Linked DNA regions of Homo sapiens: all the other regions are linked to region 2. A link is a loop called in an ENCODE intact Hi-C map of the cell type or tissue named here. Cell type or tissue: chondrocyte. All regions are shown on one strand.

The links. Peaks named below come from ENCODE experiments on the same cell type or tissue, not always from the same donor. Only the 100,000 strongest peaks of a DNase experiment are listed, where the experiment ranks them.
Region 1: a loop joins it to region 2, with 5 times the contacts of the local background. A loop is called at or near these places in 17 of 110 quality-filtered maps.
Region 3: it touches region 2 in a loop (2.4-fold over the local background); 12 of 110 quality-filtered maps call a loop at or near these places.

The regions. Positions count from the first base shown.
Region 1 is chr17:56,712,010-56,720,009 of GRCh38, reverse strand. No RefSeq gene overlaps it. Among named protein-coding and RNA genes, the nearest start is that of C17orf67, 120 kb to the left of the region's middle. In chondrocyte, CTCF peaks have their summits at 3,675 and 3,921 (motif pointing right); no DNase peak of the experiment used is centred here.
Region 2 is chr17:55,522,201-55,530,200 of GRCh38, reverse strand. It overlaps a transcript of SMIM36 not described here. Among named protein-coding and RNA genes, the nearest start is that of SMIM36, 15 kb to the right of the region's middle. In chondrocyte, CTCF peaks have their summits at 2,279, 2,478 (motif pointing left) and 3,633 (motif pointing left); no DNase peak of the experiment used is centred here.
Region 3 is chr17:56,475,036-56,483,035 of GRCh38, reverse strand. ANKFN1 (ankyrin repeat and fibronectin type III domain containing 1) reads right to left here. Exons shown (of 21, transcript NM_001370326.1): 16 at 5,382-5,548; 17 at 2,218-2,368; 18 at 512-680. Among named protein-coding and RNA genes, the nearest start is that of NOG, 110 kb to the left of the region's middle. In chondrocyte, CTCF peaks have their summits at 3,798 and 3,997 (motif pointing right); no DNase peak of the experiment used is centred here.

The DNA of each region.
Region 1 (8,000 bases), 1.2 Mb before region 2:
CTGCACTCTAGCCTAGGCGACAGAGCGAGACTCCGTCTCAAAAAAAAAAAAAATGTAGAAGGGCCTTGCACAGAGCTGGGGTCTCACTTCTCTACAGTTCAATTTGACAGACCTATCTCCATCGGCCACCAGCTTCTCCTCTATCTCCTTATAGGCCCATCCGCCCACACGTGCTCTGGACCCAGCCCCATATGACCTCTCAGGCCCTCTCTCTACTATTATCTCCTCTTTTGCTGTGTTGTTCTTTTGCTTTCTCTAATAGATCATCCCAGCCAGTGCTCTAACAACTGCTGAATTTTTTGAACTTTTTAAAGGGGTGAAAAACAGCTTTTGACCCCTTCCATCCCTATCTAGCTACTACCCTTCTTTTACTCCCTACCCATGCCAGACTCAAGCTGCTACACAGAACTGCCCACACATCTGCCCCTGTACCCACCCAGTCTAATCTAGCATCCACTCTGCCACTCCATGAGGCTGCTCTTTCCGAGGTCATCAACAACTGCCGTGATGCCAAATACAGTGGCTCCTTCTCTCTCTGTCTTTTTAAAAGTAGAGAAAGTGGTCTTGCTATGTTGTCCAGGCTGGCTCTCAAACGCCTGGGCTGAAGCCTCCTAAAGTGCTGGGATTACAGGCGTCAGCCAACATACCCATCCAATAGCTTCTTATTTGTCTTCATCTTACTTAACGTGGAAGTAGCTATAGACCCTGTGGCCCATTGCCTCCTTTTTGAAACATGAGTTTCTCCTGGTTTTCCTTATCTCTTTGGCTTCTCCTCGATCTCTTTTGCCAGTTCTTGTTTCTCTACTTGCTTTCTAAATGTTGAAGTCTTTAATCCTGATCCCACTTCTATTCTCTCTCTATAATTTCTCCCCAAGTAATTTTGTTCATTCCCATGACTTGACATGAAATCTATGTGCTCTCACTCTTAGACGTATTGCTCCTAAATGTACATTTCTTTGGAATTCCACATTTGCATCTCTAAAGTTGATTCTTGGTCTTGCTTGACATCTGTGCCTCCTTCAGTCTCTCCCCAGGTTAAATGTGATCTTCATCCTCCCTCTCCCTTATCTCTGGTATCTGTTCTGTCACCATATTCATTGATTATATCTGCAGGTGTATCTCCAGTGTCCCTGCACTAGCCCTGGCCACCTCCCTATTTATAATCACTTCACTTCTGATGCCCCCAGTTCTATTCTTATGGTAATCAGCAGAGTGATCTTCTGAAAATGTAAATTAAGTCACGTGTGAAAGTATACCTTGTCAGGAAACACGTCACTGGTTTCCCACTGACTGAGAGTAAAGTGCTCATTTCCTCGAGCCTTAGGGCCCAGGTGCAGCCGACTTCTACCTGCCTCTCCAGCCCTAGCTGGAGGGTCCTTTCTCTCTTGTTCACTGCAAGGCAGCCACACTGGCCCTCTCCCTCCAGTTCCTGATGGCTCAGTGTTCTTGGCTGCCTCAGGACCTTGGCATCCATTCCTACAGCTCCTCATTTCATTCCTACACATCCTTTCGGTCTCAGCTTAAATTTCACTACCCCCAAAATATTAACAATTCCATTGCCTCTCTTTATTCCTTTTATTTTCTCCATTAATACTACCCATTTTCTTCATAACGCCCATCACAGTGGTGATTATAGCAACATTTGTGTCTTACTTTCATGGCTTGTCTCTCGACCAGGTCTTTTTGGTTCACAGCTGCAGCTTCAGTCCTGGCTCATGGTAGATGCTCAAGAAATAATTATTGTTGTACAATAGCTAATGGTTAATGAGCTCTTGCTCTGTACCAGGCAGCCTTCTAAGTACTTTATGTTATTTAATCTTCACAAAAGCCCTAGTCTACACTTTACAGAAAAAGAAATGGAGGCACTGAGAGTCGAAGTGACTTATCCAAGCCCACCCAGCCAGGAAGTGATACAACTTGGATGTGAAATCCAGGCCCTAAGCCCTTAATTGCCTTGCTCGGCTGCCACTGAAGAGTGAATGAACACAGTAGGCTCTCAGGAAATGAAGCTGCCTGGGTGGTAGTTTCCACTCACTTCTCTTGGAACTGATCAGCAAGGGCACCTAGAACCTGTGGGCCCCTCTTCTACCATAGCACCCTTATAACATGGCCCTCCATCCCAGCCTCCTCCAGCTGGTAGGGCAGAAGGACACTGGAGCCTCAGGTAGTTTGGGGGTTGAGGGAGGACAGTGGTGTAGACACTTGGGGAAGCTGTCCCAGGCCATTGGTGAGAAGTTCACCTTGGAGAGAGGATTCACAACCGAGGGGGTTGGGGATGGAGGTGTCGCCCGTGCCAGGGCAACATAAGTAGGGAGTGGGCTTGCCTGGGCATGTTCTGGGTGATGTGATTCAGGCCTTGCACATCTGCAACCCCAGGGAAAAGGGACCAGAGTGGAGGATAAGCAGGCTTAAAAAATGGCATTGAATTTTAAAAATTGCATTTCCTGAATCCCAAAGCAGAGGAAGCACCTCAGAAGACACAAAGGATGAGTGTGGAGAAGGCACTTGGTGGACACTGCTCCGTCTCTACTCTAAGTCTTTCTTTGCTCAGGCTGTTCACTTTGCCTCAAGCTCCCCTAACCAACACCCCTGCAGTCCCAGACCACACATCATGTTCTCTCTGCATCTTTCCCTTACCCGGGTTGACCACAACCTCTTTGGGCAAGGGATTGGGTTTTACTCATCCTTGAATCTCCAGGTCCTCCCATTGTGCTCCACGCTTGGTAGGTTCTTTCCTGTGTTTGTTGAAATGTTCGATCCATCAGACTCCCCCAGGATGAATTGGCTACTTTCTCCTCTGTGCTATCTTTCTAAACAGTACACATTTCTGTCAGAGTACCTGGCCTGTCGCAATTCAATATTTCTTTCTCTCTCTCTCTCTCTCTTTCTTTCTTTCTTTTTTTTTTTTTTTTTTTGAGACAGAGTTTCACTCTTGTTGCCCAGGCTGGAGTGCAATGGCGCAATCTCTGCTCACCACAACCTCGGTCTCCCGGGTTCAAGCGATTCTCCTACCTCAGCCTCCCGAGTAGCTGGGATTACAGGCATGCGCCACCACGCCCAGCTAATTTTTTGTATTTTTATTGGAGACGGGGTTTCTCCATGGTGATCAGGCTGGTCTCAACTCCCAACCTCAGGTGATCCGCCCACCTTGGCCTCTCAAAGTACTGGAATTACAGGTGCGAGCCACTGCGCCTGGTCAGCAATTAAGTATTTCTTTATTATTCTGCTGTCTCGGTTAGAATGCAAGCTCCTTGGGGACAGGAGCCATGTCAAAACCATCCTTGTATCTCAAATGTTCAGTGCTTTTGTTAGATGAATGAATGAATGGGTGATCTCCTTCTTTGCCAGTGCCCGAGAACCCTAGCTTCTCACAGGTGCTCCCCAAGCAGGTCTGACCCTGAAGCAGTGGCCCCAGAGGCAGAGGGTGGCTTCAGAGGTAGGGAGCTGGGCCCAGGAGAGGGCTCGCTACTGAGTGTTTCTTCTTGAAAACTTGCCCCAAACACACAAGACATAATGTTGTCTAAAGATTAGGTAAAGCTTTTAGGGATCAGACACATGCAGTTGCTTCCTAAACATAAAAAATTGCCATGAGTGTTCACTAGATGCCTGCCACTAGACCTAGATTTATTTCATTTTTGATACTTACAAATAAAGTATCATTGTTTTCATTATACAAATAAAGAAATGGAAGCTCAGAGAAGTGAAATGTCTTACCTAAGGTGGATGGAACCCAGTGTTCAGTTTCTTGGACACTACCAGGTTTTCTTCTCTTAGGGAAGAAAATAGGTCAGGTTATGCTTCCTTCCTGACTGTGGGGCCTCTTTCAACCAGGTTCCTCTTTATGGGACAGTCTTTTTTTGTGTGTGTGACGCCAGCCTCCCTAGGACCAGACTAGGTCTGAAGCCCCGGGCGAGATTTGCCAGATCTTATACTGACCACCAGGTGGTGCTGTTGGCCCAACGTATAGTCTTACAGCATCGGCCTGGGAAACGCTAGACTTGATCAGGAAAAAAGCTTGCCCTGTTGAAATAAGAGCTACCAGTCCTTGAGTCCTGCCATCTGTCTAAACTGTGTTTCCACAAGTCACCTCATTTGGGCTCTAAACAGCCCAAGAAAGTTGTCATCTCCATTCAACTGAGGGCTCAGAGAATTTATTATAAATAATTGGAGCTAGGTTCTCAGTTACAGGTTGAAGAGCCAGGGACTTGAAGCCAGGTCTGCTTGATTCCAAATCTTCAGATTCTTGGGGTTCAAAGGAAGTGAGGCCTCGCCTGTGAGTTGCACAGCTCCCTTCCAGCCTCTACCTTACCTGGACTGGGTGGGGATAGATTGTCTGGAAAATGCCTGTGCAATGACAGGCCCCTGGGCCAAGTTTTAAAGAACTCGGGTTTGCCAGGGTCCTGTGAGGGATGTGGGCCCCTCTATGCTACCGTAGGGCACTGTACCATTTCTTTTCTTGAGAGATGACATTATGCATTGACCTTTACCCACCTCAGCGATTCTCTAGGTGGAAACAGTATGCTCACCTTATAGTTATGGGATAATTCATGTGGCCCCTCTGGTAAATATCACCTGCATCTTCTTGTTTCTGGACTTATAAGTCATCTTTTCATTTTCCTCATTTTTCAAGCATGTTTTGGCCTGGATTGACTGTTGTCATTGCATAAATGGAAATTTAAAAAATCAATATTTTTTGGCCCTGTGTAAGACAATGGGAGATATAGGAAAGGCATTACCATTTAGTAGAATGAGAGTATAACACAGCATTAACAAAGTGAGTGCCCAGCCATTGACATCCTGGGAGACAATATGAGGCTGTTCTTGTGTTGCTATAAAGAAGTATCTGTGACTGGGTAATTTATGAAGAAAAGAGTTTTAATTGGCTCCCAGTTCCACAGGCTTTACAGGAGGCATGGGAATGCCTTAGGAAGCTTACAGTCATGGCGGAAGACGAAGAGGGAGCAGGTATTTCACATGGTGAAAGCAGGAGCCAGAGAGTGAGAGTGCGGGGAAGGAGGTGTCGCACGCTTTTAAATGACTGGACTCTCCTGTGAACTCGGAGAGGAGCACACTTAGCACCAAAGGGATGGCCTAAACCATGCATGAGGGATCCACCGCTATGATCCAAACACCTCCCACCAGGCTCTACTTCCAACATTGGGGATTACATTTCAACATGATATTTGGGTGGGGACAAATATCCAAATTATAGCAGAAACTGATGGGAATGTGGCCCAGGCATGGTCCCACTGGCCATGATGAAAGCTTTGGTGTATGGTCTAGGATGTGCTAGGGAAGGTGAGTGGGTTGTTTCTAATTCCCAAAACAGCCTGTGAGAAAGGTGTTATTGTCCTCATTTTATAGATGAGGAGGGAACACCCAGTATCCTTGTTCAGAGTATGGGATCTGGAGTTGGGTACCTAGATTTAAACCTACCTCTTCCACTGATTGACAGGCTGAGGTCTGCCTGGCCCATCTCTGTACTTGTAGGTGCTCCAAGGTGCCTCCTACTTCTGCAGCCATCAGCCTCGGACCCTCAGGAGCCCCAAGGGGGTTACTTAGAAGGGGAGGTCCAGGCAAGAGAGGGGTCAGCCTGGCGAAGATCAGACTTGAGCTGAGTGTTTTCAGGTGCCCTCAGGGCGGCCTTTGGGATCTGGGACTTTTGACTGCCTGTTTTGCATCCTACACATTTCCCACCTCCTGTGGCCCCTGGATTCTTAGCCTTCCTATGTCTCTTTGCCCAGACTGGTAATTCCCATCTTCTTTTCCCAACTACCTGGAATCCCTACGACTTCTTGCTCTTTATACTCTTCCCTGCAACCTCAAAAAAGGGGCTGGGTATGGTAGCTCATGCCTGTAATCCTAGCACTTTGGGAGGCCGAGGCGAGAGGATCACTTGAGGCCAAGAGTTCAAGACCAACCTGGGCAACATGGTGGGATGTCATCTGTATGAAACATGAAAACAATAACCTGGTGTGGTGATGCATGCTTGTGGTCCCAGCTACTTGGGAGGCTGAGGCAGGAGGATCGCTCGATTCCAGGAGTTTGAGGCTGCAGTGAGCTATAATTGTGCCCCTGCACTCCAGCCTCGGTGACAGAGCAAGAGCTTGTCCCCCCATAAATGGAAAAAAGAGTCACTTGAGGTTGTCCTGCCCATCCTGTGGCCTCTTTGCGGGTCTGACCCTTCTGCTGGGACTTCATGAAGATGCTCTTCCTTCTCTTCCCTCAACTCCCCATATTCTCTTTGTCTAAATAATCAAATAGAAAATATCTGAAAAGAATCAAATGTTTGCTTGATTTTTCGGAAGAAAGTGGACCCCAGGTTTTTTCCAAGGGGACTCCTGGATGCTCCAGGCCTTTTGGCCAAGATGAACACTGCCTCCTAGTTGGGAATCTTTCTCAAATTCACTCCCTTTAGAGCTGGCTCCTCTCCTCAAAACTCCAGGCATCCCATCTTGTCCCCAAATGTCAGGACCAGGCTACACAGGAATCTGAGCAAGGAAGAGGCCTGTGTTCGGCTCAATTCCTGGAGCCCAACAGGACTTGATGATTCCCTCTGTTGTTAAACCCGAGCTAGGCATTTTCTAGTTATTATTTCTAATCCTCTAAACAACCCTGTAAGGTAGAGATAGTTGTCCCCATTTTACATATGAGTTAATAGGGTACAGAAAAGTATGGTTCTAGGAATCACACAAGGGTTTGCCAGGGTTTCTGTGGGGGGTATGTGGACATCTCTATGCCACTATAGAGCACTGTACCATTTTTTTTTCTTGAGAGATGATGTTATTCATTGGCCTTTTCCCACCTCAGCGACTCTCTTGGTGCAAACAACATGTTCACCTTATACTTACGGGATAATTCATGTGACCCTTCTGGAAAATATCACTTGCATTTTCTTGTTTCTGGACTTATAAGTCATCTTTCCTTTTAATTTTCCTTCTTTTTCAAGGAGATACATGTTGGCCTAGATTGTCAGTTGTAATTACATAAATGGAAATAAAAAATTCAATACTTTTTTATCCCTTGTAGGACAATTTACTCAGATACTCACTGGCAGAGTCAGATTCAGAGCCTACTTTGAAGCGCTTGTTCTTTCTACAGCTCCACAAGGCAGGAGCCTGGGGCAGGAGCACTGTGGAATGGACGATATATTTGTTTCCTAGGGCTGTTGTGACAAATAACTGCAGATCGAGTGGCTTACAACAGAAATTTGTTCCCTCACAGTTCAGGAGGCCAGAAGTCTGAAATCAAGGTGTCGGCAAGGCCAGACTCCCTCCAATGGCTCCAGCAGGATGTGTTAGTCTCTGCTAACTGCTCTAAAGAACTACCTGAAACTGGGTAATTTATGAAGAAATGAGGTTTCATTGACTCACAGTTCCACCGGCTTAACAGGAAGCATGACTGGGAGGCCTCAGGAAACTTACAATCATGACGGAAGGTGAAGGGAACCCAGCACCTTCTTCACATGGCGGTAGGAGAGAGTGAAGGGGGAAGTGCCACACACTTTTAAACCATCCGATGTTGTGAGAACTCGCTATCATGAGAACAGCAAGGGGGAAATCTGTGATCCAGTCACCTCCCACCTGGCCACTCCTCCAATTTGACATGAGATTTGGGTGGGGACGCAAATCCAAACCATCTCGGCAGGGATCCTTCCTTGCTTCTTCCAGCCTCTGGTGGCTGCAGGCCTTGCTTGGCTTGAGGCTGCATCACTCCAGTCTCTGCCTCCATCTTTACAGCGTCTTGTCTTCTCCCAGCATGCCTTCTCTGTGTGTTTCTTATACATGTATTGTCATTGGATTTAGGGCCTACCTGGATAATCTCAGGATGATTTCACATGGGGATACTTAATTATATCTTTGGAGACCCTTTTTCCAAATATGGCAACATTCAGATGTTCTGGGACGTGGACATATCTTTGGGGGCCACCATTCCACCCACTACAGACAGCTGACCTCCTACAGGACAGCAGGAGCTTTCTTTTCTCTGTACTTAAGATT
Region 2 (8,000 bases):
CTATCCTGGCTACATACAATCCATTCCAAATGACCTTTTGCCAAATCCCCATGGAGTTTAGAGATCCTTCTGGGGATTTTTAAAGCTTTGTTGTTTTCAGATCAAACTTTCTCTTTTATTTCTCTTTCCTCGCTAGGGCTTAGGAGGAGAACTCAGCTTTCAGTTTGATGGTGAAATATTAGTTAAACACATCATCCCCAAAGGGATGTATTTGCATCTTCTATGAACGATGATGGAAACAGTCTCAGTTTATCAGCAAGATGGCTGAGGATGCACTTACCTAAATGAGCAATGAAGATTCATCTGCTACAGCTGAACTGTATTTGCATAGGCTAACTTATTGAGAAGGAAAAGTTAGGTTTCAGTATTATATAAAATGTGTTTGTTTTGTTTTTTGTTTGTTTGTTTTTCGGACAGGGTCTGGGTCCATCACCCAGGCTGGAGTGCAGTGGTGCCATTGCAGCTCACCACAGCCTCGACCTCTGGGCTCAAGTGATCCTCCCTCCTCAGCCTGCCAGGTAGATGGGACTACAAGCACGTGCCACCACATCTGGATACTCTGTGTGTGTGTGTGTGTGTGTGTGTGTGTGTATTTTTAGTAGAGATGGGGTTTCACTGTGTTAGCCAGGATGGTCTCGATCTCCTGACCTTGTGATCTGCCCGCCTCAGCCTCCCAAAGTGCTGGGATTACAGGCGTGAGCCACCGTGCCAGGCTCACATCTGGATACTTTTGTATTTTTTGTATAGAGGGCATTTCACCATGTCACCCAGGCTGTTCTTGAACTCCTAGACTCAAGTGATCCACACATCTCAGCCTCCCAAAGTGTTGGGATTACAGGCATGAGCCACTGCTCCCAGCCTGGATATATAGTATGAAATATTTTTAATGGTAAATTAATTATGAGTTGTTGGGCAAAATTTGGCTGCTTATTTGTAAAACAAACTAGCATTTTTTAACCATATTCTGCTTTGTATTGTCTCTGTATGAATATCTCTTTTATACTGCAGCAAGAGGAAACCTGAGAAGGATAGTTCTGTCACCTCCATTTTTTCTTCAGAATAAATGTCAACATCTATGAGTTCTTCTTTACACAAGTTTAAATAGTTGGTGCTAGACAGACCCAGAACAAACATCTGAAGGAATCCCCTGAAAATATGAGGTCACTAATATAAGTGACTTATCCAATGTCACACAGGCAGTTTGTGGCAGAGCTTCAATTCTACCCAGATTTCCTGGTTCTTCATCCAGAGCTCTTTAGCTACTTTTCTGTATATGCAAATTGCATTTTCTTCCAACTGTCTTAGCAGAAAGAGTAAAAACAATTACGTTATAGGTTTAAGACTTCCTTGAGGCTGGTGCAGTGGCTCATGCCTGTAATTCCAGCCCTTTGGGAGGCCTAGAGGGTCAGATCATCTGAGGTTAGGAGTTCGAGACCAGCGTGGCCAACATGGTAAGACCCCTGTCTCTACTAAAAATACAAAAATTAGCCAGGTGTGGTGGGAGGCATCTGTAATCCCAGCTACTCAGGAGGCTGAGGCAGAACTGCTTGAACCCGGGAGGCAGAGACTGCAGTGAGCCGAGATCGTGCCACTGCACTCCAGCCTGGACAACAAAAGTGAGACTCCAACTCAAAAAAAAAAAAAAGAAAAGAAAAGAAAAAAAAAGACTTCCTTGAATAGCTGTGCTTGTGCTTGGTGGTGTGCGCCTATAATCCAAGCGACTTGGGAGGCTGGGGCTGGAGGATCACTGGAGACCAGGAGCTTGAAGCTGCAGTGAGCTATGATCGCACCACTGCACTCAGGCCTGGGTGACAGAGTAAGTCCCTATCTTTAAAAATATATATTATATGAAATTGAAAAAAAAGAACTTCCTTGAATAATCCCACCCACCTGTGTTGTTATCCTGGTTAGTAAATAATCGTGAGCAATGGTATTGATTTATGTGTTCACATAGGCAACAAGCATTTGTCAGGCATTTATTATTGTGCCTCACATGAGGCTAGGCAGTTGGAGAACAATGAGATAACACAATGTAGATTTTTAAGGGCTTCATATTGCAAACCGTAAGACACACTAAAATAATGGGTAATATGTGCTCTAATCCTGGCATGTGAAAAGTTCTGGAATATAAAGGAGAGAAGGCTGAAAAGTGAAGGGTGCAACCTAAGACTCTGACCAGTGACTAGGAGTTTTCCAGAGGAGGAAGAACGGGAAAGGCATTTCAGGAAAAGGCCAGCATGAACACGCATATGAAGCTGCACGCAGGTGCAGAAAAAGGGGTAGGTGTTAGTCTTCTGGGGCTAAGTAGGCAGACCCTGGTTTCTGCCACCCCTGCTAAGTTTAATGCTTTCTGACGACAGACACAAGGTGTTCAAACCTAAGTTGATAGTTCTCTTCTCCCCTGATCTGCAGAGTGGCAGCCTATTTTTTCTGACTGTAAAATGGACTACAAGAGAAAATTCCTGCTCAGAGGGTGCCCTCTCTTGGTAAGCGTGCACATGCAGTGTTTCTCTCCAAGAAGGAAAAGGATACTTCAAATTGCCTATAGTGTCACCCTCATGCAAACCTATAAAAAGAAGGAAAAAGATACTTCAAATTGCCTATAGTGTCACCCTCATGCAAACCTATAAAGAAAACACAGTTTCCCTGACAGGTCACTTTAGTTGACAATAAGAGTAGATGTGAGGGAAAGAGCCACAGACTGAGAAAAACTGGATCCCACAGGCCTAGCGACCTGATCATAAAATCAGTGGATTGCGCCAAATGTTCTTAGTCCCTCCTTTTTCTGATGTACTCTGACTTCTAGAAGCTATGGCTCACTAGATCTTGGCTAAATTTAAAATTCTTGCTACTTAAACCATATTCTCAGAAGTTAAGGACTCTGAGGAAACCAGAGAATCCCCACCAGGAGAGAAATATTGTTTCTGGCTGTGGCAGCTTTCATCTCTGAATGTTCCTTAGCAGCCAGAGATAATTGGTCCATATAACTTTTCCTTTCTCTTTTTCTCACATTCTAGCAGTAAAAATCCTTTTTGAAGATGGTCAATAACATGAGGACATAGAGCAGAATCACATTCTGTTTCTACAAAACACCCCCACCACCATTTTAAACTACAAATCTGCCAAACAAAAGATCATCCAAAAGACACTTTTTGAGTGCATTGCAGAACTGGGAGGGTATCTTCTTCCGAAGTAATTTCATTTTTCAGGCTTGCAATAATAAAATGATCTTAAGAGTGCTGAGAGCCAACAGCTGAGGGGAGTAGAGCCACCGTTGAGCCCTGAGGCTTGGTGGTATCCTGGGATTTGGACATTCCCCACAGATAATTCCAGCAAATGCATTATTATAGGGGAAAACAGTTCCTTGAAGTGGGGAAGGAGACTGAGAGTGTGGGGAGGGGAAAGAAATGAGCCAGAGGCAAACTGTGTGTGGTCATGTGGGAAAAAATTAGCTTATTTTTTCTGTTGTCGCCCAAAGAATGTCACTGGTGATATAAAGAAGTGGAAAATGAGAAAACTCCATGATCATCCAAAAGCCATTATTGTCCATTTCCTGATCCTGATGGGAAGGAAAATTGGACCATAAATCTTAGACTTACACATGGTCATGGTCTCTTAATGCCCTCTGCTGGCGAGGAGGCAGACTGCAGCTGCCTGCACTGTGTTATAGTGGACAAACTGCATAGTACCTCTAGGCTTCATTTCCCTCATCTATAACATGGGGATAATAATAGTCTTTCTCGGCCGGGCGAGGTGGCTCACACCTGTAATCCCAGCACTTTGGGAGGTCGAGACGGGTGGATCACCTGAGCTCAGGAGTTCAAGACCAGTCTGGCCAACATGGTGAAACACCATCTCTACTGAAAATACAAAAAATAAAAAATAAATAAATAACCAGATGTGGTGGCGCACACCTGTAATCCCAGGTACTTGGGAGGCTGAGGTGAGAGGATCGCCTGAAGCCGGGAGGTGGAGGTTGCAGTGAGCCGAGATCGCACCACTGCACTCCAGCCTGGAGGACAGAGTGAGACTCCATCTCAAATAATAATCATAATTAATAATAATAATAGTAGTATTGCTCTTAGAGAAACGTTGTAAAGATTAAAGGAACTAACATATATAATTCATTCAAAATGGTGCTAGCTATAAATTAGAATGGCCTTGTTGGCCACATTTGTTTCCTTTCTCTATCTCCAGTTTTTTGTTTGTTTTCCCAAATCAAAACAAATCAATTACAGCTCTGTAATTGGTGTGGTGGCTCACGCCTGTAATCCCAGCAGTTTGAGAAGTCGAGGCAGGCGGATCGCTTGAGCACAAAAGTTCGAGACCAGTCTGGCCAACATGGAGAAACCCCATCTCTACTAAAAATACAAAAATTAGCCAGGCATGGTGGCGCCTGCCTGTAGACCCATCTACTCAGGAGGCTGAGGCTGGAGAATCACTTGAACCCAGGAGGCAGAGGTTGCAGTGAGCCGAGATCACGCCACTGCACTGCAGCCTGGATGACAGAGTGAAACCCTGTCTTAAAAAAAATCAATAAATGTCTATCACACTTTCATTATGTACAAAGTATCATATATAGTAGATATTTTGTCCCTATCCTCAGTGAATTAAATCTATTTTGAAGATGCAACACAAAACTGGTGAAAAGTTAAATCTTAGGAAGATTTGTATAGAATATTCAGTCATCAAAAGAATTTTAATTGGGAAGTACATTATTAATTCTAAATTAGTTGTGCATACAATGAAATTTTCAGAGGAGAAGGGTAATGTAAAATGTTATGGGGGAGGTAGGATTTGGACTTGGTATTAAAGATGGATTTTAGGTAAGGATGAGCAAAGAAGGCATAAGAAACTAGAACAGCAATCAATCAATCAATTAATCAATGAGGCAAGGTAATGGGAAGGAGAGTTAAGGAAAAGTGGAGAGACAAGGGATGACACAGTTTTTCCAAATATATGTGAATAATGAAAATAAAGCTGAAAAGTAGGTTGGTGCTAACAGAAGGCTAAGCTAAGAACTAGCACATCTCAATGTTACAGAAGAAAGCCTTCTGTAGACAGGGGAACATATATAAAAGGAGGTACAGTATAGAAGTTACAGGTGCAGGCTCCATTGCCACTGCCTAGATTCAAGCCTTGGCTCTGCCACATAAAAACATACGACCTTGGGCAACTTCCTCAACCTGTCTGTGCCTCAGTTTTCTCATCTGTAAAATGGAGGGATAAACTTCCATAGAGTTGCTGGGAGGATCGGATGGCTCAGTGCATGTAAAGCAGTTAGAAGAGAACTTAGCACATAGTAAGCTCTCAGTCTATGTGAATTATGATGATGACAATGTAATGATAGCCCACCTCTTAGGTGATCCTTCACTATTCCAGGATTGAAGTCAATCCTAGCTTTATACAATTGCTACTAGTAATAGGGCACTTTTTTCACTAGCTTTATACAATTGTTACTAGTAATAGAATACCATTTTCTCTTAGTAATAATGGACTTCCTGAAACAACTGGACCCTTAGAAACTTTTAGTGAACTAGAGAAATGCAAATCAAAACCACAATGAGATACCATCTCATACCAGTCAGAATAGTTACTACCAAAAAGTCAAAAAATAACAGATGCTGGCCAGGTTGCAGAGAAAAGAAAACGCCTATACACTGTCGGTAGGAGTGTAAATTAGTTCACCTATTGCAGAAAGCAGTGTGGTGATTCCTCAAAGAGCTAAAAAACAAATACCATTCAACCCAGCAATCTCATTACTGGGTATATAACCAAAGGAATAGAAATTATTCTACCATGAAGATACATGCTGTGTATGATCACTGCAGCATTATTCAAAATAGCAAAGACGTGGAATCACCCTAATGTCCATCGATGACAGATTACATAAAGAAAATGTGGTGCATATACACCACAGAATGCTGCATAGCCATAAAAAAGAATGAGATCATATCTTTTGCAGAAACATGGATGGGGCTGGAGGTCATTATCCTTAGCAAACTAACGCAGAAACAGAAAACCAAATAATGCATGTTCTCACTTATAAATGGGAGCTGAATGATGAGAATTTATAGACGCAAAGGGGAACAACAGACACTGGAGCCTACTTGAGGGTGGAGAGTGGGAGGAGGGAGAAGACCAGAAAAAATAACTATTAGGTACTAAGGTTAGTACCTGGGTGACAAAATAATCTGTACAGCAAACCTCTGTAACATGAGTTCACCTATGTAACAAACCTGCACGTGTACCCCTGAACCTAAAATAAAAGTTAAAAAAAAAGAAAAGAAAAAGAAAAACTTTCTTAGGAGGTTAGATATTAATATGTTATCCTCAAAACTTGAAACAATTTTTCTGAAAAAAGAAACTTTTAATGAGCTTATGTTTTCCATTCGGCTTCATATAAATAGAGCCAGGCAATTTGAAAGCCCAACTCAAAATATTACTTTTCCCTGAAGCTGGATGTATTAGTCGGCCGAGACTGCCATAACAAAATACCAGATATTAGGTGCCCTAAACAGCAGAAACCTATTTTTCTCACAGTTCTGGAGGCTCTGGAAAGTCCAAGATCAAGATGTCTGCAGGTCTGGTTTCTTCTGAGGCCTCTCTCCTTGGCTTGTCTATAGCTGCTTCCTTGCTTTGTCCTCACATGTTTTTTTTTTTTTTTTTTTGAGACGGAGTCTCACTCTGTCGCCCAAGCTGGAGTGCAATGGCACAATCTCAGCTCACTGCAACCTCCGCCTCCCGGGTTCAAGCAATTCTCCTGCCTCAGCCTCCCAAGTAGCTGGGACTACAGGTGCGTGCCACCATGCCCAACTAATTTTTGTATTTTTAGTAGAGACAGGGTTTCACCATGTTGGCCAGGAAGGTCTCGATCTCCCGACATCGTGATCTGCCCACCTCAGCCTCCCAAAGTACTGGGATTACAGGCATGAGCCACCACACCCAGCCCCTCATGTGGTGTTTTTGCTGAGTATGCACATCCCTGCTGTCTCCCTGTGTGGTCTCATTTCCTCTTCTTCAAAGGACACCTTAATGGCCTCATGGTAACTTAATCATGTCTTTAAAGGCCCTATCTCCAAATACAGTCACATTCTGAGGTTAGGGATTCAATATATGAATTCTGGAAATCACAATTCAGCCCACAGCATTAAACTAGGACCTCTTTCCTCATTATAATATTTCTCTAATCCCCTGCCAAGATCTTTTTTTATCACCATTATTTCCTAATATTGGAAGAGATGTGTTTGTGAACGGCTTATTCATTCCCCAAATATATATTCAATGCTTAGAATGTGCCTGCCATGCTCTGGGCCCGTGTACAGGGATACAATGAATACAACAAACTTCCTGCCTTCATGGAACTTACTTTCTAGAGGGGAGAGTCATATCACAAACAAAATGCATGACAACACTAAGAACATGTCAGATGGGGACAAGTGCCATAGAAAATAAGCAGAATAAAGGAGAAAAGGAGTGGCCCAGGGATGGAGGTGACATGATTTGGCTGTGTCCCCACCCAAACCTCACCTCAAATTGTAATAATCCCCACATGTCAAGAGCAGGGCTAGGTGGAGATAATTGAATCACAGGGGCAGTTTGCCCCATACTGTTTTCATGGTACTGATTAAGTCTCATGAGATCTGATGGTTTTATAAATGGGAGTTCCCCTGCACAAACTCTCTTGCCTGCCTATATGTAAGATGTGAATTTGTTCCCCATTCACCTTCTGCCATGATTGTGAGGCCTCCCCAGCCACGTGGAACTGTGAGTCCATTAAACCTCTTTCCTTTATAAGTTATCCAGTCTCAGGTGTGTTTTTATTAGCGATGTGAGAACACACTAATACAGGAGGTTTTTCTTTTATAAGGAATGGTCATGGAAAGCCATAAAAGTCATAGTTGAGCAATGATCTGAAGGAAGCAGGGAACCAGCTATGCAGATAATCGGAGGAGAACATCTCATGTAGATAGAACAGGTACTATGCAAGTACTATGATC
Region 3 (8,000 bases), 950 kb before region 2:
TTAAAATTGTAGGCTTTTTTCCCCTCCAAAGTGATATGCACTCTACATTTAAATTTCATTATTATTTTTTTCTCTGGTTGGGGATGTGGGGACGGTGAGAGAGAAAGGGAGGAAAGGAGAGAGAAAGGAAGTGGGGAGAGAGAGGGAAGGGGAAAAAGAGAGTGAGAGAGAGAGAGAAGGGGCAGTGCTTTTCATGAAAACATCGGTTTTTATATTTACGTTTTAAGAAAGCAGAAGGGAGGCAAGAAGTCCAGCCTGATAACTGAACTTTCTGTTTAGAATTCCTTCTTCTCCATTGGGCCTTTGCTAGGTTTCAATAATTATTGCTCAGGCACATAGTCTTGGAGCTTTGCTTTTTCTCAGACTTGTACACAGTTCTAGGAAGGGTTGTTGCCAAAGCCATCATGTGATTTATTGACCCTCCACTGGGACAAGGGGGAACAGATATAACTTTGTGATTTTATTATAAGGAGGCTGGGTTAATATTTCTAGGTGAAACAAGCTACTATACCAAGTTCAAACATCTGAAGAGGGAGGTTAAGAAACCCTGAGTGTGGGGTGTAAGGATTATTCTGTCCTGGGGCTGTACAGACGTCGTCTGAGGCAGGGAGCAGGAGAAGAAAGGACACATTGTGACCCATTTCCAACACCTCCTGTGTGTAGAGGCGGAAGTTCCTTGCCTGCAGAGGGACACGCGCGGAGGAAAAATAGGAGAGTTACAACATGGCACTTACATAAACAACACCAAACTGGCATAAAACATCTCACAAAATTACACAACTTCAAGCTTGGAATTTTTATACAACATAAATATTAGGGTTCAGCCCATTTAATAATGCTATATAAAATCAAGATTTAAGGCAGTAATGTTCCACATAAACTCTGAAAACAACATTTATGCTTCTTATAAAAGCAGAAAATGATTGCATTCTGTGGGCTTTTCAAAATGATGACTATAATTACATGAAGCAACAAAAATGGATTGAATTAAAAATCCACTAGTTTCAATTTAAGTTGGTTAAGGGGGAAAAACGTAGTTTCTGGCCAAGGACTGAGAAAATTTTACAAGTATCCAAAAAAAAAAAAAGTTGTATGCACTGTTAGGCAGTTAGGCAGCCTTCTCCCAACATGTATATGTAGCCCAAGAGTCACCAATGAAATATGAGCTGCTTCAAACCTGCTAAGTCCAAGAAACGCTTTAATAGTATCTAGTGTCACAAGTGGAGCTCTTACTTTTTTTTCTCCTAGTGAACACACGGCCACCTTTAGAATAATCCAGTTGCTTCTCTATTGTCTTTATGGCATCTTGTGCAATTTAGTCTTCATTAGCGTTGGCTGTTTTAGACTTAAAATCGAAAGAGCACCCCAATGGAAGGACATTCTTAGAACTCTAATTTATTCCCCTGCCTCCATGGGTTAGAGGCCAATTCATGGTTCTCTCTCGTATTTAAAGAGAGCCAGTCGCTCCTCTAATGGTCTCCCAGTTTACAGGCTAAACTTGGTTCATTATGTGTGTGTGTGTGCGTGTGTGTGTGTGTGTGTGTGTTTTGGGGAGGGAGGCAGGATTGATGAACATAGGTCCCCCCGCCAAAAAAATTAAATAATGCTACCTCATGTTAACCTATTGGGCAGAGCCTAAAAAAGTTTTACTATTCTCCTTTATGCCAACAGTTTTTCTTGAAGTTGCTTATTAGTGGAGGTTAGATTTGTACATTTTGATTTAGATACAACAATAATTTTGACAGAAAGTTCTCTGAGAAAAAATAGCATGGCATATCCTTGGGACATTGCTGTAGATTATACCACCGTTATCCTTCTATTCTTAGAGAAATCATTTGTACATGTGAGTACACCTTTATTTATATGTTCTCTTTGCTTTATGCTATCTTGAAGCTGAGCCTGGTTGTCTTTTAAGGTAGACTAGCCATTGATTTTTTTTTTTTTTTTTTTTTTGCTGACCAGACCATAGTACAGTGGGGTCCAGAAAATGTGAAAGAGGTCCAACACAGAGGAGCTGGAGGAAAGGAACAGAAGCGCAGGCTGTGTCTACCTGTGGGCATTAATTCAAAATGTGCATGCACTTGCAAAGTGGTGTTTAAGTAAAGGAAAATTTACACACACACACACACACACACACACACACACACCCCACTTAATGTTACAATGCAGTTTCCATGAGCCATAAAAAAAGAAGATAAAAATGGTAAAGTCTAGTACCTGGTGTAGAGGTATATTGATCTGCTGAAGGAGAGCTTTCACTGCCATCTGGAGCTCGTAGAAGAACAATTGCATGGGGCAGTCAGAAGTATGATCCACACTTTCCATAGATTCAGAGCCAGAAAGCTTTTGGATCCATTCCCATTCCTCTCTGTATGTTGAGTCAAGTTAAAATTAGAAATATAACAAAAGTTCAGAACACAGCTCAGAACTTTCTTAGTGTATGTGTCCAGAACCTGGATAACCAATGCTTGGTGGTTAAAACTCAGTGTAATTCATGAAATTTGAACATTTTGCCACCCAAATGGAGCTTAAAATGATCTCTTTCTAATTTCAGCTTAGTTCACCTATCAAACCACATATACCTCAGAACAGTAGGCCTAATTTGTATGAATCAGTTTTTGAGATTGGGGTTCTCAAATATTTTGTAATAATTTCCTGACTGTCTTCATTTTTCTTTCTCTGCAGATCCCCTGTAAATTCTAAGATCCTACGTTTTACCACAGGGGCATCTACTGGCTAATTCTGCAGTTTAGTAACCACAGGACTCTGGTCCAACTCAGCCAACAAACCACTTGGCACATTTCAACCCTGGCCTGTTGTAATCATGGGGGATATTTTGGTTTTTCTCTCCTTCCAAAAGCTTGAGGAGAATCACAAACAGGAATACCAGACAATTCCAATATAAGGAACCAAGGGATGCATATCACTGCTTCCATCCTCCTTACAAACCAGTAATCTGTGTCTTTATTCTGCATGCTCTATAATCCTTCCTAATGAACTTTTCCAAATGTCACACAGAAGGGAAGGGAAAAGAATGGCAGTGGGAGGAAAGCACATCTGGTTTGCCCCCAAAGGCTGCTCTTCAAAAGGAGCTTGAAAAGATCAAGGTAAATGCCTCTTGGGCAACATTGTTTCCACAGGTCTCTCAGCACAAGTCTCTAAACACATTCAGTTGGCCCAGATTCTCCTTCGAACTCTGCAGGGAGCAGCAGTAGGCTCTCAGGAGCAGGCTAGAGAGGAAAGGAAAGCCCTCCTCTCAGGGGATGGAAAGAGAGGAGGTGCTGACATATGTTCCCACCCTAGTGAAAACTCTCTGAGGCTTTCCCCAAAGGGCTCTACCAGGCTGGGCTCCAATCTGTGGGTCAGAAAACCAAATTGAATGTGGCATGAGCTTTTCATCAAAAACTACTCTCTTTTAACTAACTACCCTCTTAGAAAAGTTTCTGTTTTCAAGATATCTGTTTTATTTCAAGTATCACACTGGACAAGACTATGGAAAATTTACCCTTTGTCCCAGTAAGAAAAGAACAAAACCTCAAAATTAAATCCTACTTCAATCTGGGCATACTGTTGGCTTCACAAATAATTGAAATATTTGAGAACCTGCTTGGGAAATGTTTCTTTTTTCCCATCACTGATATGGAACAAAATGAGAGTTTTGTGACTAGCATATGCACGCATAAACCTAAAGGACAACGTGGCTAACATAGCGTTTGTAATCAAGTTAGAAAATAAATTACCGGTAGGAATATCGTAAAAACACCTACCACTAATCAGTTTCTGCTAGAAGGATGAAGGAGATGGAACTGACAGAGAAAAGGCTACTGGAATCTTTTGTACAAATGAAAACTGGATCCTTGGCAAGGGAAAATTAGTTGGTATAACCACTAGGAGATAGAGTTCAAGCCTTTAAGACACAAATCTAGAAAATGGATGAGTGTAATGTAACCTTTTGGGAAGGACTGAGGCGATAACGAATGTTGATTGTGGCAATGACCACCAGATGGCAGACTTAAAATCCAGGTGTAGTTGATAAGTGAAGAGAGAATATGGTAGTCAGTGAGTTCCCTCCTCCTCCTCATCATCATTTCCTCCATTGTCATCAAGCAATACTTAAGAAACCTAGTGAGACATTAGAGTTGATAAAGTCTTGCCACTTTAGGGGTCACATTTTAAATGACCAAATTAGAGTCTCCTTTGGCTAAGCAAATCCATGAGTGTAACTAGAATCTAGTTTATACTCTTTGGGAGTATCTAGTTTATGCCCTTTGAGGTCTGAAGAATTCTGGATAATTTCTTTCTTTTTTTTTTCTTGTCTATTCCTTCCTTTCCTTTTTTTCTTTTCTTCTCTTTCTTTTTTTATGTTGAGCACAATTCAGTTCATTATAGCAGACTTTCAGAGGCCTGCTATGAGGGTTGTAAAGTTGAGCCAGATTACCAAGATTGGGCAACTTTCCCAAAGCTAACAGGGTAATTCACCAAATGCCAAACTGTAGAGCAAGTTTCCAGAAGCTCGGGCCTTGTTACTTCTTTTCTTCCATAGAGAATTATAAGGGTTGTAGAAAACATACAAGGTCCTCAGGCCAGAGGGTTAGAGTTAGGGAGAATGAGGGTGAGGAGATTTTTTAAGATCGGGGGAATCATTGGCTCTATGAAACCCATTCCTGTAGGCGATATTTAAAAACAGAAAGCAAAAAGAACATGGCTGTTTTAGATTATAAAGAAAATATACTGGAAATAGCAGTGTTGAAAGAAAAGGTCAGCTGTTCATTAACCGATTGAACATCAGTGGTTTTACCATGAGTAACATAGAGGGGAATGTGAAAGGACAGTATCCTCTTTAATGGGCTCATGCCTTCCACCAACCATCAGGCAAGCCCTCCTTATTCTAATGTTAAAACTAAACTCTGGCCGGGCACGGTGGCTCATGCCTGTAATCCCAGCACTTTGGGAGGCTGAGGCAAATGGATCACCTGAGGTCAGCAGTTCGAGACCAGCCCGACCAACATGGTGAAACCCCATCTCTACTAAAAATACAAAGTTAGCTGGGCGTGGTGGTGCACACCTGTAATCCCAGCTACTTGGGAGGCTGAGGCAGAAGAATCATTTGAATCTGGGAAGCAGAGGTTGCAGTGAGCTGATATTGCGCCATTGTACTCCAGCCTGGGTAACAAGAGTGAAACTCCGTCTCAAAAAACAACAACAACAAAACAAAAAAAAACCCCAAAACTAAGCTCTGCCCCACTTCAGTGTGGCATCTGAGGACACCTCACCATAAAAACTGCCCTGGAAGTAACACTTCAGTTTCCTTCTGGCACATCAAGCTGGTCACTTGAGCCACTGTTTCATCACAAGGAAAATCTTAACTCCTGATCACTTACCTAGAAATATTATTGTTTTCACGGATCTTCACGTGGCAGAGAATGTTGGGCAACTTTTGGGTAACAAGAACTTTGATTTGATCCACAGAGCTACAGAGCTTTAGGTAACCCAGATATAATCCAGGAAAGAGACGCTGATGACTCCTTTTGTGATAGGATAGAATATCCTGTAGGGTTAAAAAAAAAAAAAAAAAGAAAACAAGAAAACAACTCGAAGGGCAATCTCAAAACCTTTTCCTTTCTAAGGAAGGCTTGTCATGAATGAAAGGAGCTGTCACTAAGTAATTAGGTGAGAAACCTCAGGTATACCATGAATGCTGGGGAAATAGTGGTACAGCTACTCTTACCTTCAGCAGAATTCTTGGCCAGGTAATCAGTTTTTAATATATTCTATATGCTTATTTGCCTAAGATTTCTGTGCCAGTGTAGGTGTGTGAGTTGTGTTTGGGAATAGGTGGTGGTGGAAGCAGCTAATAAAGAAAAATTGAGTTGATAATTTCTGTCCTTGAAGATTTTAATGTTTAGCTGGGAGAAAACAGATATTTGCAAGTGTAAAAGCTGACAGCACAGTTAAGGAAGCGTTGTAATTTCTGGATTGTTAAAATGGAAAAGTCGTTTAAGAAAAATGATTTAAAATAGAATCCAAATTTTATAGTAAGTAGGTTCCTTATCTTGAAAATTAAAAAGGTACTGCCAAGAGGTTTATTGAATTTTATGTTAACATTTAAGTTGTAGCTATAATTACGCACTAATTCTGAGAATGAAGAAAGAATGAATCAAGCACTGGTTATTTTTTGGCTTGATTTTTAAAATTAAATTGTATGATAGCTAAAATGATACTACTTATATTTGACTTTTACAATGCAACCACGAAGAAGATAATGTTTATAAAAGTATTTGAAGTCTTCACATTTTTTTCCAGGCATCTTTTAAAAAATGTTGATATTCAAGTCACACTCTTATGAAATCCTTGCTTGTGTTATGTTTTTCAAATCCTTAACTGGTCTACCACTTCTAGATTCTCAGTTGTCAGTGGCTTTGCATGTTATTTGATTAGGTCTCTACATCATCAGCTTCACTGAATTCTGTATCTTTTACAAGATTTTAAATTTTGCCCTGTAATGGATTTTCATTGAATTTGCATTATATTGTCACATCATAATATTCCAAAAGCAGCAGAGACTGAACAAAGCTGTTGATTCAATAGTAAGTGTCAACCAAGTTAAGTACAGGGATGTTTGAATGGAATCTTGTTTTTTGTGTGGTCAGTTCTCCAGTGAACTATTTGGGTTGTGACTTTTGATTCTCTATACAACTGCAGGGACTCAGATAACGAATAATTACAAAATTCAGATACCATCCCTCCACATCAGTAGGTAAAACTTTTACATTTGGGCAGTGGGGGTTGTGACACAAAGTTAGGAGTGACGAGTCAGGTAACTTATTAATATGGTTTGGATTTGTGTCCCCACCCAAATCTCATGTTCAATTGGCGGAGGGGCCTGGTGGGAGGTAACTGGGTCATGGGTGTGGATTTCCTCCTTGCTGTTCTCATGATAGTGAGTTCTCACAAGATCTGATGGTTTAAAAGTGTGTGGCACTTCCTGCCTCACTCTCTTTCTCCCGCTCTGCCATGGTAAGACGTGTTTGCTTCCCCTTCACTTTCTGCCGTGATTGTAAGTTTACTGAGGCCTCTCAGGCATACTTCCTGTTAAGCCTGCAGAGCTGTGATTCAATTAAACTTCCTCATAAATTATCCAGTCTCAAGTAGTTCTTTATAGCAGTGTGAAAATGGACTAATACACTTAGTATAGGAGAAAGTTTCCTGTAAGTAGGAGCATATCCTGGTTTTCAAAAAAACAAGGGTTAAACAACTAAGAGAGTAAAGTTCAGGTGCCTTACCACAAAGAAATGATAAGTAAGTGAGGTGATGGATATGTTAATTAGCTTGATTCAGTCATTCTACATTGTATACATATATCAAAACATCACTTTGTACCCCACAACTATATCCAAATATAACTTGTCAATTAAAATAATACTAATGAAAATATTTAAAAGGGTAAGGTAAAGGGAATCAACTCTACCATTAAATTCAGGGAAGGTGAGAAAACAAACATTGAAATGTCTATAGAATTCTATATGGAATGGAAAAGTATGGGATCTTCCTTGACCATCATACTCTAGAGGAGTGATCTTTCCTCTGTAGAATTAACCATCTGCAACATCTAGCAGATGTTATTGTACATTGTCTCCTCTGTCTCATCCTTTATCAAACACATATTGAGTCCCTATAATGTGTCAGGCACCATGTGAGACATTGGGGTTTCAGATGAATATGATGTCATCCCTACTTTTGAGGAGGTCAAAAAGGAGAAGTAAACAGATGATCACAATATATTGAAATCAGTTTTATAATAGAGGCAGTGTAGGCTTACAGCAGAAGGAGTACTTATATTTTTCTTTCGTGTTATTTTCTTGAACTAAACTGTGAAATTAATGGTAAGGCTATGTTTTTCATTGCTTTGTGTCCTTAGTACCCAGTACTTTTCTGTATAAAATAGGTACACAACATGTGGAAAATTAGGACAGATGCCTTAAACAGAACATAAGGGAATA